Regions from separate parts of the Homo sapiens genome. Here region 2 is linked to region 1. A link is an interaction called in ENCODE POLR2A ChIA-PET data of the cell type or tissue named here. Cell type or tissue: PC-9. All regions are shown on one strand. Links, peaks and the distances in the headings refer to the core of each region. The heading gives the core; the rest is flanking DNA. Region 1 has its middle 48 kb from the start of BANF2. Region 2 overlaps RRBP1 (ribosome binding protein 1).

What was found. ChIA-PET counts read pairs that join two places held together with the same protein. Peaks named below come from ENCODE experiments on the same cell type or tissue, not always from the same donor. Only the 100,000 strongest peaks of a DNase experiment are listed, where the experiment ranks them.
Region 2: POLR2A ChIA-PET joins it to region 1 with 6 read pairs; 6 of 35 experiments call an interaction of 5 or more read pairs at or near these places.

The regions. Positions count from the first base shown.
Region 1 is chr20:17,743,200-17,752,462 of GRCh38, forward strand. No RefSeq gene overlaps it. Among named protein-coding and RNA genes, the nearest start is that of BANF2, 48 kb to the left of the region's middle. RefSeq lists enhancers at 7,347-7,899, 9,225-9,263. In PC-9, for the core only: no CTCF peak of the experiment used is centred there; a DNase peak (open chromatin) is centred at 4,302.
Region 2 is chr20:17,662,737-17,671,999 of GRCh38, forward strand. The region is part of intron 2 of RRBP1 (ribosome binding protein 1); the gene reads right to left. Among named protein-coding and RNA genes, the nearest start is that of RRBP1, 15 kb to the right of the region's middle. In PC-9, for the core only: no CTCF peak of the experiment used is centred there; no DNase peak of the experiment used is centred there.

The sequences.
Region 1 (9,263 bases), core at 2,598-6,597:
GCGGGTGAGACACTGTGACAGTTGTCAACCTGGGGTCCTGCTTGTGCTCTTGAACCCCTGCAACTATCATATGAACAAGCCGGGGCCAGCTTGCTGGAGGATGGGAGACACATAGCCCAGTTGTCTCCATGGCCTGTGTCAGCAGTTAGCCAACCTCCAGATATGTGAGCGAGGACATTCTAGACTAGCCAACACATCAGCTGACCTCAGATCCATGAAAGAACCCAGCCAAGATCAGCCATACCTGGCGCAGACCAGAAAAACCATCTAACTAACCCACACACTCATACACACGAACCAATGTTTTAAGCCACTACATTTTGGGAGTGTTTTGTTATATAGCTAGAGCTAACTGATACAAGTCCCATGTGAAGCCTTAGAGTGTGGAGTATCTCCTGGTATCAAAAAGAACCTCCTATTTTATCTTTTAGAGAGCACCCTGAGTGGTATCCAGGCATACGATAATAGAAGGATCACTACCACTCACATGCAGAAACCAAGCGACTATAGTGGGCATGGGGTGGGGGAAGCAATAAAAGCTAAGCACTGAACAGAGTCACTTTTAAAAAGTGCGACTCTGAGAAGAAGGAGGTAGGACAAAACCGTGACTGAATCTCAGAAGGTGAAACAAGACTTATCGATGGTATGACCAGCTGTAGGTGGCCTGGGTGATTTATTCCTGGAAACCTCGGAAAGAAAGCTGGCTCATGGAGATAAACCTTTAGCAAGTGTGTCTGGAAATAGATACATAAGTTTTGAATGTTTGGTGTTCTACATGAATGTGAATGTTTTATTCCGCACCATGGTTAATTCACTTTAGCCCCAGGAGGCTTTGGGGGTGCTAATACTTTACTAACACCCCCAAAGCCTCCCAGGACTGAGATGAGGGGTGTTTTCTCTGTCTCAAAAGCGGAGAAACTTAACCAAAGAGGTTAACACAGCCATGATGATTTGGCTGGTGATTTCACTCTAAGTCTGTCTGGCACTGAAGCTGTGCCTGCTGTCTGCAGAGCCCCCATTGGTGGTGGGGAGCGGATCTGGTGATTCTGAGATGCTCTTGGGATCTCGAAGGGAGCACTGACCAAGGACAGACAGGCATCACAAGGGATGAGAAAGACTCATTGGAATGGTCATGGAAAGAGGACCATGATGCATTAAGGGGGAAGCAGTTTACTAAAAAAGAATCACTCTACAAATGTTTACTGAGCACCTACTATGTGCCTGGCACAGTTCTAGGTACAACAGAGAACAGGACAGACAAAAACCATCATTCCTTAGGAGCTGACATTCTATGGATGAGGCAGAAAAGAAGGGTTAAATAAAATAAGTATTAATATGAATCATGAAATTGGCACTTTTTTGGCTGAAAGTAGCTGAATAGGGCCGGGTGACGTGGCTCATGCCTGTAATCCCAACATTTTGGGAGGCCAAGGCAGGCGGATCACCTGAGGTTGGGGGTTCAAGACCAGACTGACCAACATGGAGAAACCCCATCTCTACTAAAAATACAAAATTAGCTGGGTGTGGTGGTGCATGCCTGTAATCCCAGCTAGTAGGGAGGCTGAGGCATGAGAATCGCTGGAACCCGGGAGGTGGAGGTTGTGGTGAGCCGAGATCACGCCATTGCACTCTAGCCTGGGCAACAAGACTGAAACTCCACCCCCCAAAAAAAGGAAAATAGCTGAATATAGGCAATTTCATATGGTTCAACATGATACTATGTTAGTTTCATGATGGGTGCTATGAGGAAAATAAAGCAAAGAAAGAGGTCAAGAAGGCTAAGGAGAGTGGGGATTTTAAGTAGAGTAGTCACAGAAGGCCTCACTGCAAGGACTAATTACAGTCAAGTAAGCAGTGAGGCTGAGAGCAGTGGGGTAGCTGGGAGAAGACCATACCAGGCTAAGGGAGCAGCTCACACGAAGGCTCTGGGGTGGGATGGGCCCAAGGAGGGGAGTGAACCAGTTGAAGAGAAAATGGGTGGGATCAGATTGCATGGGGCCTTGAGGGTCATTGACAAGACATTGGCTTTTACTCCAGCTGAGCCTGAAATCCACTGGAGGGCCACAAGGTCAGACACACATTTTTGAAGTATCACTCTATGGTGTTTAGAACACTCTGGAGGAGCAAGCATGAGAAGAGAGACCAGTTAGGAGGCTACAGCATGAACCCAGGGCAGAGGTGAGGGTGGGTTAGGCCAGGATGAGAGTGATGTCCTGGTGAAAGTGATCAGATTCTGCATCTATTTTGAAGGTAGGGCCCCTGGAGTGAGTGTAGGAAGAAAAAAGTAGAGGTCAAGGCCTGAGCCCTGCACATACCAATGTTTAGAAGGCAGAGAGATGACCGAGGAGGAGCGGGGGTTCCTAAATGCCGTGCGAAGAAGGTGTTTCCAGGAGGAGGGAGTGAGCAACTGTGTCAAATGCTACCGATGGGTCAGATGAGGGGAGAACTAAGAATCGATGAAGGACAGTGTTTTTGGATGCTCTGCAAAAGATCCCGGGGTGGGGGCAGGGGGAATGAGGGGGGAACTTTGGGGATACGGGAGAGAGAGGGAAGAGCTGCTGCAGCGTGTCCTTGAGTAGACAATAGGTTTGGGATCCAAACAGAAGGAAAGACTGGCCTTGGCTAGGAGGACACCCACAGTGGGCCATAGGAGGGAAGGCAGAGCAGGCAGCCCTGATGCAGAGAAGAAGGTGTTGTGGTAGTGGGAGTTTAAGGAATTTCTCTTCTGGTGGCTTCTGTTTTCTCAGTGCAACAGGAAGCAAGATGGCAGGCTATGAATGAGAATGGGGAGTAAAGATGAAGTGTGAGCTAGTTGTCTAGGACAGTGGAAAGGTGGATACATTTTTATAAAGAGAAGGTATAACAATATAGACATATATATATATACTATAACAGTATAGGATAAACAATATAGATTAGCCAAGTAGATAGATGATAGATTAGATAGATAGATAGATAGATAGATAGATAGATAGATAGATAGATGATAGATATAGATGGATTGGATGATGGATAGATAGATAGAGATCCATTATCCATAGCATAGATCCTGGCTATTCTATGATACATGCATAGAAAAAACTGTGGAAAGAGAGATGCTGAACTGCCAGCAGTGGTTATCCTTGAGGGATGTGATTAAAAGGCCCTTTCACGCTCCACTCTATGCAGTAGTCCAGCATTTAAATTTTTGCACTAAGTATTACTTTTACAAATCAGAAAAAAGCAAGACAGACATTTCCATTTTGGAACACAAAGCATTAGAGCTGTAGAGAGCAGGGGGACGAGGTCCTGGGACAGCATTCTGTGGGCTCACACCCATCCTTCTCCCTCTGTGTCGCTGTCTCGCATCAGGAGCTCTCTTTCTAAGCCGAAGACAGCGCCTCCTACATTTCTCTGTCTTGGAGATTTTTGGATCTCCTTACACCTTCCAATTTTAATTCTCTGGTTACTTTTCCAAGGCCAAGGTCACCTTGGCGAAATGCAGGGTGGCTGTCTTTCTTTCTTGACTCATTTCTTTGTGCCTGTTTCTAGCAGATTCTTCAAAGCTGTGCACTGGTGCCCCCTTGATAGTAAAGTCTCTGTTTTATTTTAAGGATAATCTTTAACTGCACAAACTATGCTGCTTTAGTGCTTGGCCTGGTGATTGATTCTTCTTGGACCAGATTGAGAAGCCACTGTAGCCAGGGCACTGGGCAGAGAGTTAGAGGGCCGGATAATGCCATTAAGTGGGTGGGGGGCCAATGACAAAACACTTAGTTTGTCTGAGTTGCTGTTTCTTGGACTGTTAAATGAGAAAAGTAACTGATTTTCTTACCTCCTAGCTTTGTTTTGAAGAAAGCTCAAAAGTAGACATGAAGGCATTTTAAATAGAAAAGGAGGTGAGGTGGCCGAGTCCGGTGGCTCACACCTGTAATCCCAGCATTTTGAGAGGCTGAGGTGGGTAGATCACAAGGTCAGGAGTTCGAGACCAGCCTGGCCAACATGGTGAAACCCCATCTCTACCAAAAAGACAAAAATTAGCCAGGCATGGTGGGGCGTGCCCGTGATCCCAGCTATTCAGGAGGCTGAGGCAGGAGAATTGCTTGAACCCAGGAGGAAGAGGTTGCAGTGAGCCAAGATCACACCACCACACTCCAGCCTGGGTGACAGAGCAAGACTCCATCTCAAAACAAAACAAAACAACAACAAAAAAAAGCAAAGGAAGTGAGGTGCTGTGCAGCAATGGAACATGCAGTTATTGATATATTTTACTTTGGACAGCAGCTGCAGATGACTAACATTGGTGGCAGCTCCTCAGACCTCACCGTCTGTGTGCATGAGTCAGTGCAGGCTACGCTGTGCTGTGATAGCAACAACCACCCCCAGGAGCTCAGTGGCTTAGGACAGCAAAGCTGTCTATCTCATGCCCATTCCGTGCCCATCTCAGGTCTGCTGGGACAGCTCTGTGTTGTCCTGTCTCCACAACCTGAGCTGACACAGCAACCTCATCTTGAATGTATGCAGGATACTTCAGCAGAAAGAAGTGTCTCACACTAGCCATTAAATGCTCTGGCTCAGAAGTGACATGTCACTTTCACTAACAAACGGCTGGTCAGCACCAGTCACATGGCCCCACCCAGCCCCAAGGGGACCAGGTAGTGCTGTCTGCTGGGAGAGGAGAGAATGGAAAATTGGGGTGAACATCACAAATCACTACCATGTGAACCTATCTTGGGAGTGGGGGTGAGAGTCACAGGAAGTCCCCGAGAAGGCTCTGTTATAGGCAATGTTTGCCCCTTTTTTGTCTTTTTACAGATTTACAATGACTGAGTTTCTTAACCAATGTGCGTGGGTACGATGAATAAATCGTGGATTTACATTGTGAAAACTTTGGAAAATATAGGGGAATGTATAGAAGAAAATGAATAAGTTAGGAAATAAACCCTATCATCTAATATTTTATCGGATTTCTTTCCAGTCTTTTTTCAATTGCCTATAGGTACATTTTTAAATAATAGCTTTATTTCAATAAAATTTGTATACCATAAAATTTGTTCTTTTAAAGTGTACAACTTGGTGGTTTTCAGTATATTCACAGAGTTGATACAACTCTCGCCACTATTTGATTTTAGAATATTTTCATCACCCCAAAAAGGTATCCCCCTAGCAGTTGCTCCCCTCCCCCAGCCCAACCCAGCCCCTGGCGATCACAAATGGACTTTGTGTTTCTATGGATTTGCCTGTTCTGGACCTTTCATGTAAATAGAATCACATGCTGTGTAGTCTTTTGTGACTGGCTTCTTTCACTTAGCATCATGTTTTCAAGGCAAATCAATGTCACATGTATGCTGTATATTTTCAAAAGCAAATTGAGAGGCTGGGCGCAGTGGCTCATGCCTGTAATCTCAACACTTGGGAGGCCAAGGCGGGCAGATCACCTGAAGCTAGGAGTTCGAGACCAGCCTGGCTAACATGGTGAAATCCTGTCTCTACTAAAAAATGCAAAAAAATTTAGCTGGGCATGGTGGCGCATGCCTGTAATTCGAGCTACTTAGGAGGCTGAGGCAGAAGAATCGCTTGAACCCAGGAGGCAGATGATGCAGTGAGCCAAGATCACGCCACTGCACTCCAGCCTGGGGGACAGAGAGACGTCTCAAAAAAATAATTTAATAAATAAATAAAATTTTAAAATTTTAAAAATGATCTTATCAAACATAAGTTATCCTGTTTCTTTCATTTGTATGCTTTAAACATTTTCCCTCATCATTAAATCTTTTTGGAAAAATGGCTGTTTTTTTTTTTTTTTTTTTTTTTTTTAAGATGGAGTCTCGCTCTGTCGCCCAGGCTGGAGTGCAGTGGCCCTATCTCGGCTCACTGCAACTTCTGCCTCCCAGGTTCAAGTGATTCTCCTGCCCCAGCTTCCCGAGTAGCTGGGACTTCAGGCGCACACCACCACACCAGGCTTATTTTTGTATTTTTAGTATAGACGGGGTTTCACCATGTTGGCCAGGCTGGTCTCGAACTCCTGACCTCAGATGTTCTGCCCACCTTGGCCTCCCAAAGTACTGGGATTACAGGCGTGAGCCACCTCACCCAGCCTGAAAAATGGTTTTTAACGGCTATGTGTATAACAATCCATCAAATTTGTGTCCAATAATGTGTTGATTTGTGCCTTCTCTTTTTGACTTTTTGGCTTTCAGTTTTTTCACCATTACAATCAAAGCTTTTATGAGCAGCTATATACGTATTTTTTAAAAAATGAATGAGTGAATTCTAAAACAGAAATCTTTGCAATATTTTCCATTCTTCTTTTAAGGAAGATGCCTAAGAATGCATTTAACTGAATAAGAAGGCAGAAACATTTTTAAGACTTTTGATTCTTACTGCAGCTGGTTTTTCTAGTCACCAACCTGGGGACTGGCTTCATGTTAGTCTGATGACATCCTACCCCATCTCAGAGTAAAACCAAATTTCTTAAGATGGTCTGGAAGACCCTGCACAATCTGGACCTATTCCTTCTCTCATCTCCTCTCCACCCTGGCCATACCGGCCCCTTGTTGGTCCTTAAACACACCAGAGCCGCTTGTTGGCAGAGAGGCCTCCCAGCCTCTGCACGGCTCCTCCTGTGCCTGGAGCAGCCTTCCCCAGCCTCCACCCAGCTCACTCACCCTTTAAGACTCTGCTTACACTTTCGCAGGAGGCCCTCTCATTAAAAACACCGCCCCTATCTCCTCTACCAGCTTTATAAAATGTTTTTTCTTCACAGTAGCCCTTATCATCTTCTAATATAATTTTAAAATGTACTTATTTTATTATGTCAACCCATTCAAATTAATCACTAGGGCCTGGCCCTGTGCCTAGTATGAGTAGGCATGCAATAAGTAAGTGTTGAATCAAGCCAATGGCCAGCACTGAGAGCTGGGGGCCTCTACTGCCCAGCCATCCGACCCTCTTCCCCGGCCATCAGTGGGAGCTCTGGTGTTCTACTAAGTCCCCGTCAGCTGTTCCTTCTTGACTCAGCTCTGGAGCAAACTAGAAAGACAACTGCCTCAAGGGTTGTTTGTTCTGCCTTGTGGTGAAACCTGGAAGAGGTTGACCCTGAGAGAAAAATTCGCTCGTGACTGGGGTGAGCAAAGGTTTGTTTCTGGGAGGCGTGCAAAGCTTCCCAGGGCTCACACAGGGTGGAGCCCTCCAGGGACCCCCAGTGGCCCACCCAACTTCCAGACCCTGACTGCCCATGGGACAGACTCAGGTGCTGTGACCTCACCAGGACCTGCCAGGGATCAAACTCTCATGCCCAAACAAGGACGGCAGCCCCCTGGTGCTCCTGAAAGCAGGCAGTTTCCTGAACAGCCACAATGTGACCCAAGCGATGGGGCGGGAGAGGAAGAACCCACGGGAAGCAGGGAAATCCCTTGGCTGGCTGAGTCCGGCAAAGCCGCGGGGACCTCTCGGGAACCTCCCCATTGTGTAACACTTCCGGCCAGTCTCCTTAGGCTTCCAGGGCAGGCACAGGATCAAAATTCCCAAACCTAATACAGTTATGTTTTTAAAGTGTCCATAAGTCAATGGACAAACAATGCCCCATAATTAATGGCCTCAGGGTTGGGCCCTCAGCAAAGGAAGCAAAATCAGAGCTGCTCGGGGTCACCCACAGGCAAGCAGGCCCCTCCTTAGACCAAAGGGCTTCTCTCTCACTCCCCATAAGGATGTTGTCCACCCAGGCCCCTGGGGGCCCAGCCACTACTGAGGTTACCCACTCCTGGCTCAGAACATTCTGGAATTCCTCCTTTGGAATGGCCACTAGAGCCCCAAGTGGTTCTCTATACTATTCTCAACATGGTGACGACCCATTTGATCCATTCTCAACAAGTCTTCTGAAGATCCATTTGAGTGACTGAGTTATGGAATATGGTCTCTTACAAAACTCTGTTGAAGTGTAATACCCACAGAAAGATGCACAAATTATTGGCGAACAGTGTGATGAATTTTCAGAAGTGACCACAGCCACTTAACTACCACCCAGGTAAAGAACAGGACATTACTGGCAGGCCCCTCGGGCCCCGTCTCAGACGGGTCCACTTTCCCACAGCTGACATCTAGCAGCAGAGAGCGTTTAGTCTATTTATGAACTTTATATAAATGGATGTGTAAAATATGTGCAGTTCTGTGTCTGGCTCCTTTCCATGTTATGTTGGTGTGATTCATCCATGATATTGTGTGCAGTAATAATTCATTCTTTCTCGTGGCTGTATAGTATTCCATTGTATGAATAGACTACTCATTGGCTATGACAGATAGTGCTGCTAAGCATATTCTTGTACGTGTCTTTTGGTAAACACATGCTCTCGTTTCTCTTGGGTGTACTTCAAAGTGGGATTGCTGAGTAACAAAGCATATGTATGTTAATTTCATTGGACACTGCCAAACAGATGCCCAACATGGTTGGACCAATTTATACTCCTGCCAGCCATGTACGGGAAGTCTGCTTGCCCCAAATCCTTATCGACACTGGGTGGGTCAGTCTTTTTAGTCTTATCAATTCTGGGGGAGGTGTAGTAGCATTAAATTTTTCAGGATTTTTAAAGTTAAATTTTAATTTTTTTAGAGGCAGAGTCTTGCTCTGTGACCCCAGGCTCAGTGATGCAATCATGGCTCACTGCAGCTTCAAACTCCTGGGCTCAAGTGATCCTTCCGCCTCAGCCTCCGGAGCAGCCGGGATTATAGGTGTGTGCCACCATACCCACATTTTTCAGTTTTAATTTGCATTTAGAAATATGGTCTTCATTGTTAAAAATCTTAACGTGTGGCTGTAAAAGACGGAAAGGGACATCCGCATTGTAACTAAAAGGCTGGTGGGACAGTCGCTTGCTGCCTGCAGAGTCCATTGAATAAGAGCGAGGTCCGCTATAAAGAAATTGATTTATTTTCAAAGCTAGCTTACGGGAAGAAGCACTGGTGTCCACCTTGCCTTTGAATGTATCACTTCATTTTTGGAACAGAAAGTGGGCACTTTTAAAAGGCAGGGGAGGGGCTGGGCATGGTGGCTCACACCTGTAATCCCAGAGCTTTGGAATGCTGAGGCAGGCGGATTGCTTGAGCTCAGGAGTTTGAGACCAGCCTGGGCAACATCATGAAACCCCATCTCTACAAAAAATACAAAAAATTAGCCGAGTGCGGTGGTGTGCACTTGTAGTCCCAGCTATTTGCGAGGTTGAGGTTGCAAGATTGCTTGAGCCTAGGAGGTGGAGATTGCAGTAAGTGGAGATCGCACCAGGGCACTC
Region 2 (9,263 bases), core at 726-4,725, 82 kb before region 1:
AGGAGGATGGGGACAAGAAGGTCTGGAACATGGTACAGTCAACCCTCACTTTTTGGCAGGTACCCACCAACCAAAACTCCTCTGGGTACTTACAAGATTTCTCAGAACTCTGCCAAAATGGACACCACATTATAATCACTACATTCAAAAATCCTAAGGCCAGGCATGGTGGTACAAGCCTGTGATCTTAGCACCTTGGGAAGCTGAGGAGGGAGGATCGCTTGAGCTCTGGAGTTCAAGGCCAACCCAGGCAACATAGTGAGACCCCATCTCTATTTAAAAAAAAATAAAAAATCCTCTAAAACACTCCCCTTCTCTAGAGAAACGAACATTAGGGGCCTGGGTCACCCTCACTGAGGCTCCATAAACCCCGAATCGTTTCCCAACAACCATGTGCTCGAGGGGTGGTCTTTACCGAGTCGCGATTGGCACTGGTTGCAGACCGTGACACAGTGAACAGCCACGCACAAAGCGGGGCCTGTTCACAGCCGAGGACTGTGGGGCTCTGTGCAGCCTTGTGGTTTCCAACTTCTAAACTCCAGCAGAAAAGCCAAGGCTGGAAAATGAACTTTTAATCTTACTCAACATAGGCAAACACAGAATACAAAAACATATTCTCTGTTGGGACCCAGAATCGAGAAAAACAAACTCGGGAGAATATTTTTCCTTTGCAACGCACACAAATATATGTTTTATAGCAGCACAAATGTGTCTTCCCAACTTTTGCAGAAAAAGAAATTACATCCCCACCACTAATTCCCAAGTTAGAATTTTTTAAAAGAAATCTTTCACAAGAAAATGAAAAGCCCTAGTCTTAAGTAGTAATACACTGAAACATTTAAGGCTAAGGCAATACCACCACGGACAGCAAAGAAATCGAAATGAAAAACAACCTTTCTGCTGCTTTGCAGAGTCAGCTTCAGTGAGGCGTAAACATCATGCTGGGAGATCCCTGATTCACAGAAATGATGAAGCCAGGGATGCCTCTCAAATTCGGTTCTCACAATCAGCATTCCGGGAGATTTGCTCCTGAAATCCACACCATGATAAGAGGCCCCCAACAGAAACCTCTTCTAGGGCTTCCTCCACTGCACCAGAGTTAGGGCAGATGTGTGCCCACCCATACCTTGTAGGGTCTGACCACAGGGATCTATATTCTGTCAATTCCAGAAACTTCTGTCAAATACGTACTTTTACTCCCTGCAGTGGTCCTCCCTTATCCTCTGGGAAACTTCCCAACACCCCCAGTGGGTCTGAAACTGCAGTAATACTGAATCCTATATACACTATTTTTTTCCTATACCTACATACCTATGATGAAATTTAATTTAGAAATTAGCCACAGTACGAGATTAACAATAATAAAATAGAACAATTATAACCATATGCTAGCATCACCACTCTTGCACTTTGGGGCCATGATTAAGTAAAGTAAGGGTGACTCAAACACACGCACTGTGATACCAGACAGTGGATCTGAAAGCTGAGAGGGCCACCAAGTGACGCACAGGCAGGTAACACAGACGGCGTGAATCCACTGCACACGGGATCGTTCACATCCCAGGCAAGACGCTACTCAGAATGGCATGCAACTTAAAACTCAGGAAGAGTTTCTTTCTGAAATTTTCCATTTAATATTGTCAGACCACAGCTTTCTGCTGGTAACTGAAACCACAAAGAGTGAAACCATAGATAAAGGGGGACTACGATATTGCTAACATACTCAGACTGTAAGACAAAAAGATGAAGGCCCCAAGAGGGAAGGATGTAGGAGGCTGCGCAGAGGCTGGACAGACTGAACTCACTGGCCCACCTCTAAGATCTTGAGAGAATGGCTCTTCTTCTGTTCTTAAGATTCGGGGAACAAAAGTAAGAGGAAGCCCCAAACTCTTTAGACACAGAAGATATCTGCTAATTCACATGGCCCGGCCAAGCCAGTTGGGTCCAATTTGGCAGCTGGGATTTTGGTAGGTTTTGTGAAAAGACCCTCAACAGCTCCCAGGACTCTGTCTCATTACTAAGCAGCAGCTCCACGGGGGACCGTGTGTGGAAGCTTGGAGAAGCTGTGGGGTAGGGGTGGACAAAGAAAACCAACCCCCAGATCCATTTCCTGGGCATAAGGTGACCTGCTAGGAAGGTACAGAACTAAAACAGAATGACAATAAAACAGAGACCCTAGCAGACATGGCTACATCAGAATCAACAGCTCCTAATTTTTAAAATATTATGAAATGACTCATACAAAAGACTAAAAAGAAAAATATGAACATCCATTAGCCTACCACCCAGGTTTACCAAACCCTAACATTTTGCCATATGCACTTTAGATATTTATTTATATATATATGTATGTGCCTGTGTATACATATATATGTGGGGGGGGGACACACACACATGTGTATATGTATATATATGTCATCTCCCTTCTAGAGGGGGACAACACCCTGAATGGGCCACTTACCACTTCCACCTGCTTTTGCTTCTATTACATGTATCTATCTCTACCAACAAAATACAGCCGTTACTTTGTGTGTTGGTAATTGCTGTGTAAGTGACATTGTTCTGGGTGCTATTTGGTAACATTTTTTGACTAAACTTTGTGAGAATATTCATATAGATACACATAGCTTTGGTTTATTCTTTTTGTTTTTTTGAGACAAAGTCTCTCTCTGTTGCCCAGGCTGGAGCTCAGTGGCATGATCCTGGCTCACTGCAACCTCTGCCTCTCAGGTTCAAGCCATTCTTGTGCCTCAGGCTCCCGAGTAGCTGGGATTACAGGCGTGTGTCACCACGCCCAGCTAATTTTTGTAGTTTTTAGTAGAGACGGGGTTTCACCATATTGGCCAGGCTGGGGTTTATTTATTTTCACTCCTATATTACATAGTTGAACCACAAATTATTAGCCATACTCCTATGCTTTTAGGTTTTAAAAATTTATGCTGTCACACAAAATTGTAGTGTGACATGTCTACCATATGAGTGAAAAATCTCCTTTATACCCCTGAAGCCAGCCACCCAGGGTCGCTTCCTGGAGATAACCATTGTGACAGAAGTCATTTTACTGTTTATAAGTTATTTTCTTCAAAAGACTTTGGTAATGCATTTCAAAGTCAGGTTTTCAATTACCAGGAATTTACTTTGGTATGTGACAGGAAACAGTGATAAAACTTTCCCCATCAGTTTAATTACCCAGCACCATTTCCTGACTGGTCTTTTCCTTCCCCCACAGACTCAGATGGCCATTTCTGTGCCATTCAGTGGATCTGTTTCTAGATTCTACACTTTGTTCCACTGTTATATTTATGCCCTGCATCAATGCCACATTTTCAGCTTAAGCATCCCCTACAAAATTTCTACTGGAATTTGCATTTGAATCACACTGAGTTTATACATGAACGTAGGAAGGATTGATATTTCTAACTATAGAAGCTATCTGTCAATGAATATGGTATGCTAGAGCACTACACTGATTTAAATGTTTTCTTCGAAGCCAGGCACAGTGGTTCGTGTCTGTAGTCCAAGCTACTTGGGGGGCTGAGGCAGGAGTTCACTTGAGTCTTGGAGTTGAACACCAGCCTGAGCATCATAGCAAGACCCTGTCTCTTAAAAAAAAAAAAAAAGTTTTCTTCCATACTTCTATAAGATTTTAATGATTTTCTCCATAAAAGTCTTACACGTTGTTTTGTTGATGGTTAGAATACCTTTTGTAAACTACTTCTTCTACTCCTCAGCTACAGACAACCAGCAAAGTAATTCATTTCTGCATATGTATAATTTACCCAGCTATCATCTATGTTCTTGTCAAATCTAGGAGTTTGTAGATTCTTTCTGATTTTTTTTAATAAAAAGTAAGCTGTGGAAAAAAAGACAGTATTGTTTCTTGCTTTCCAAACCATATGATCTCATTTCTTTTTCTTGGCTTAACAGAGCTGGCTGAGAACTCTGATGCAGTGCTGAGCAGAGTCTGTGCAATAAGCTGCCTTGTAGCATTCGCAAGTTACTACTTCTAATGTTTTACTACCAGTGTCGTACCAACTGCAGGTTTCTGGCAGAAATCTTTCCTCAGGTTAAGTAGCATGTCTTATATTCCTAGTTATCTTTTTAATATAATTGAGTATTAGATTTTACCAATTGCAGTTGACATTTTCTCCTTTAATCTGAAGTATGTGGAATTACAGTAATGCACAGTCTAATAATGCCAGTTCACAGAAAGTTTCTATGGTATAAATGTTTCTTGATGGAGATTCTTTTCTAACACATCACTAGATTTGGTTTGTTAACATTTTTATGTGAGATTTCTATGTGTATTTTAAAATGAGAAAAATCAGAGGTGATTCTCAGACTGTTTTCTGATCTTGGTATTAGGGTCTCTTGAGTCTCATAGAATAAGCTAAAAATCATTCCTTTTCCCCTATTCTTTGGCATAGTTTGTGTACAGGTAGGGTTTTCTGTTCTTTGTAGATCTGGAAGAACTTGCCCATAAAACCATCAGGATTAGTGTTCTGAGATCTTTTCTTAAAGGGGGAAGGCTGGCTAGAGTGCTGATTTTTAACAATTTCGATACAATTTAACAACATCAATTTCAATGATGATTCTAGGACCAGCTGCTGGCTTTCTGATCCAATCTATAAAATTAATATTCATTATTCCTTCCTCCATCTTCCACTGGTTTATTCTGTCTTTTCTAACTTTCTGACACGGCCATTTATCAACTTTCAGTCCTTTCTCTTTTCTTGCAGCAAATATTTAAGGCAATAAATTTCCCCCTAAGTACTGCTACGGCTTCATCCTACAAGCTGTGATGCTAACACATCTTCCTAACATCCATACGTGACTGAATTTCATGAATGTCTCCAGCTGCCTCCCCAGTGGTCAAACCACCTACAAGGTCTTAGGTCTGCTGCCCTTCCCCATGACATGAGCCCCCATCACACACACATCTGGACTAGTCAGTGTTGTTTGGTTCCGGATAGCTGACACTTGCTTGTTTACCCAAATGCTGGCCATCTGCTCATCACTGCTACTTGCATCTCATTCCTTTTTTTAGGGTCTTGCCAAAGTACATCCTTGAGTAGTTCTTTCAGCAAGGATCTCTTCTTCATAAACTTTCTCAGTCCTTAAAGCCCTGAGAAAATTTACTTCACCTTCATGGATTAACTGAGGACAGAATTCCATGCTGACAGTTTTCTCTCACCATGTTGAAGATGTTATTTCACTTGTCTTCCGGCATTTTCTTGATGAGATGTTTAGAAACACACTGTCAGTCTATTTGTTATTCCTTTATAATATCTTTTTAATCTCTCATTACTTTTAAGATCCATTTCTGGGGTTCTAAGGATTCAGCAAAATGTTTGTAAGTGTATATTTAACTTATTCAGACTCACTGTGCTGAGTGTGAGGAGTTATGTTATTCTTCAATTCTGGAAAATCCTTGGCCACACAGTTCTTCGAAAATGGCCTGCTCCCTATTCCTTCCTGGTAGAGCTCCTAATTAGACCTCAATCTCTTTGTGCTACCATTTGGATAACTCGTTAGACCTACACTCCAGTCTTCAGCTGAATCTCACCAGCTCTATAATCAGTCCTTCGTTATTCGATTTGTTTTTTAAGTCTGACTGGCTTTTCTATTTTTCATTGTCTTCTTTTCTACCTCTAACAGTGATTTGATATTATATCTTTGTGGGGCTTTATCACTGGTAAACCTTAATGGGCTGAGTTGTGGGCCTGCCTCTAATGAGCTGTTTTATCTTTGCTTCAACTAGGGCCTCAGGGAAGACCAGCCAGGGACTAACTTTTACAAGAGGCATGGTCTCCTCTTACAAATTATCAGGAGACTGTGTCTCCCTTGCCCAGGACAAAACAGATAAATTCTTACCTGTCATCTCCCCTTGCGACTACTGGGCAGGTGTTCTTTCTAGTCTGTCCTCCCATGGAGGGTACAGCCCTTCAAGGGTTCAAGTCTTACAGGTGGATGTGAGAGAAGGCTCAGTTCCCATTCCCAGTCTCAGACAAAATCCCATTCCCCCTGGACATTAAAGCCAAAGACTCAGATGACTTTGACCGATAATACCGCACCCCTACCCCTGTCCCAGGGTCAGCTCACTGCAGGTCCCAGTCACTCGCTGCAACCTTGGCTTATGAACTCTGGTCATCTCTTTCCCTACCTTGTGAATGCACTACTATGCATTTTAAAGACTGCTTACTAACTATGTAACATTTCTAAGTGTTGGAGAAGTGGGTTTCAGATCAGTTGACCTAAAATTTTAAGTGCAATCTCTGATTTTTTTTTTAACCCAAAGAAACTAAGAGAAAATGCAGTAACAAAGAGTCCGAAAAAATTTATTTCATTTCTAAGAGGATACATATAATGGACTCCCTATTTTAAAGAAACAATGTTACTCATTTTAAAGAAGAGTTGAAACACTAAAAATAGAAATGTACTCTATTATAAGCCTTTGCTTATTCATCAGCCATTTCAGATTCAATTTCTATGCCTGAGGGGGGTAAAAAATAAAGAATTGACAATTTCTGGTGTCTTTCCAAATAACAGTCTTTGGAAAGTAGGTACTTAAACAGACCTAAATCTTCTGCGAACTTCCAAGAAGCCTACGGGCTTCACCTTATTGAGGAAGACAGCATGCCTATGCGGTAGGAATCAAGAACTGATGTCTCAAAATGGACATGAACAGTTAAGATGTGCTAGCCCACAAGGGAGTTCTTACTGCCGTAAACATTTGTCTCCCAAAAGCAGGGGTCAGTGTCATCTATACTGTATCAAATCAAACCTCACCACATCAAATATGGTAAGTGATGAATCAATCGTCTACTCAATATCATATCAGCATCGTATGTGCTAATGTATACCATTATAAGGATCAAATCTAAACAGAACAACCCAAGTTTCCAGATGGGAAATAATACACACCATGGAGTCTTACACGTTTTCAGAGTTACTTCTTAGTTTTTCATAGTTTTCACACTCTTACAAATGGTAGCTCTGAAGTTTCGTTTTCTGCTTGTTGCTGGTATACGGAAACGTAACTGATTCCAGCAGGGTGATTTTTCCCCCACAGCAACTTGCCTAATTCTAGTAACACATCTGTCGATTAAAAAGAAAAAAATTCTACATATATAAGCATATGAATCACAGTTTTGTTTCTTTCTTCCCAATTTCCTATCGTCTGCTTAATTCTTCTTGAATTTTTGCACAGGGCAGGACCTTCAACACAGTGCTAAAGAGAAGGAATGACAGCAAGTATTCTGTTTTTCTCATATCAAAGGGAAAGATTTAGGTGTCTCTCTTTAGTGTGAGATTTACTAAAGCCTTTTTGCAGACATCCTTTATCAGGATAAAGAGGTTGCTTTCTTATTCCTAGTTTACATAAATAGATGTTGAATTTTATCAAATACTTTATCTGTATCTATTAAGATAATCATACTATTCTACTCCTATAACCCGTAGGTGTGGAAGGTGAATATAAACTTATTTTTAAACGTTAAACCAAGTTTGAATTCCTAGGATAAAACGATTTAGTCATACATACTGCTGGACTTTGTTTATCTTTTCAGGTATGAGATCTGACTGATGGTTTTCTTTCCTCCTACCATTCTTGTCAAGTTTTGTAACAAGGTTGGCTGGCATCAAAATGAGTAGTGTAGGATTCTTTTTTTTTTTTCATTGTTTCTACTTTTTAGCAATTACCTTTAAAAAAAAAAAAACAGTAACACACAGCACTCACAAAATTCAAAGTTAAACAAATCTTTACCCCCCCAAATTAATTCTATTATCCCTTCCAACTTAGATGTTACTGTTTTCATGTATTTAATCTTATCCTTGTTCCAGCCTCTCCAACATTATTCTTTTACATGTATTTAGAACTGTCCAAATATTTACCACTTTCTTTACTCATCATTGCTTGTTATGTCTTTTTCCACTTGCCATCACCTTCCTTCCAAGAATATCCTTGAGAAGTTCCTTTAGCAAAGATCTGTCAGTAGCTATCTTGGGTTTTTGTCTTAAAACAATCTTTTCACTCTCACTGTTGAATTTTTCCCTTGAGTTGCTGTATCACTAAATGTCTATATGTGGATTTATTTTTATTTACCCGGCTTGGGTTTTGGTTGGGTGTCTTACGCATTCCGCAAAATTCTCAGTCATTAGCTTTTCAAGTACTGGCTCTGTCCTCGCTCCTCTCCTGGAACCCCAATTAGACACACTTCTGCATCTACTCTTCCTGAATCTTAATTGGTCTTACAAATTATTCATCTATGTGGTTCTCTAAATTATATTTCTTCTTCTCTACTTTCCAGGTCATTCACTCTCTTCAGTTTTATGTAATCTGCTAGTAAATCCATCTGTTAGATTTTTATTATAAAGACATGAACTTTTCATGTCTACAAGTTGTTCCTGGTTCCTTTTTCAAATTTGCTAGGTCATTGTATAGTTTCCTCTTCCTCATAGGTATTTTCAATCTTGCCTATTTAGTTTGAGTAAGGCCTTTAAAATCTATGTCAACAAGTCCATTATCTTATGTTTTCTGAGATCTCTTCCTGCTGGTCCTCATTCAGTGCTATTTCATCCTTTGCATTTAGTTGTTCCTAACTATGGACTATTCTCTTTCGTTTGATAATTACAACTGGGGATTTGGTGAGCCTAGGATAAAGGTGCAGTCCTTCAATGATCTGCTCGCCCCTGGACTGACCCAGGAACACTAGGTGTGCAGGTCCACTCTCAAATAAAGAATCTTCAAATCAGCTTGGAGTTTCCCACTACTCAAGTCATGGGATCCACATGAGGGACAACTTGTGATATCCACTTCTCAGAATGTGCCCCTCCCTACCCTGCCTGTAGGGTGAGAATGGGCTTACCTCTGACTCCCCTTCTCCATGAAGGTGTCATGGCCCCTTGTGGTTCCAACTCAGGGAGCCTGTGTCCTATCATGCTGCCAGCATTAATCTCTGCCCCCTGCGCCTGGAGATGCTATCAGAACTTAAGAGTTTGCCTATTTTGCCAAAGGCCCCCGGGGTTGTCCTTATCCTCTTGGGTCACTCCTTTCACCACCTGCTTCAGTGTATTCCATTCTAGGCTTGTCAGAAGGTATTTTTAATGTCATTTACCTCTTGTCCAGGCCATCCAGCAAGTTAGAAGACCGGTTCAGGCCACCCAGCCTATTCTATCACCAGAAACCCAGTGTTGTCGCCCCCAACAGCCAAACCAAATTCCAGCCAACCATGCTCTTCAAAGAAAAGGGAGCACGTGGCTGC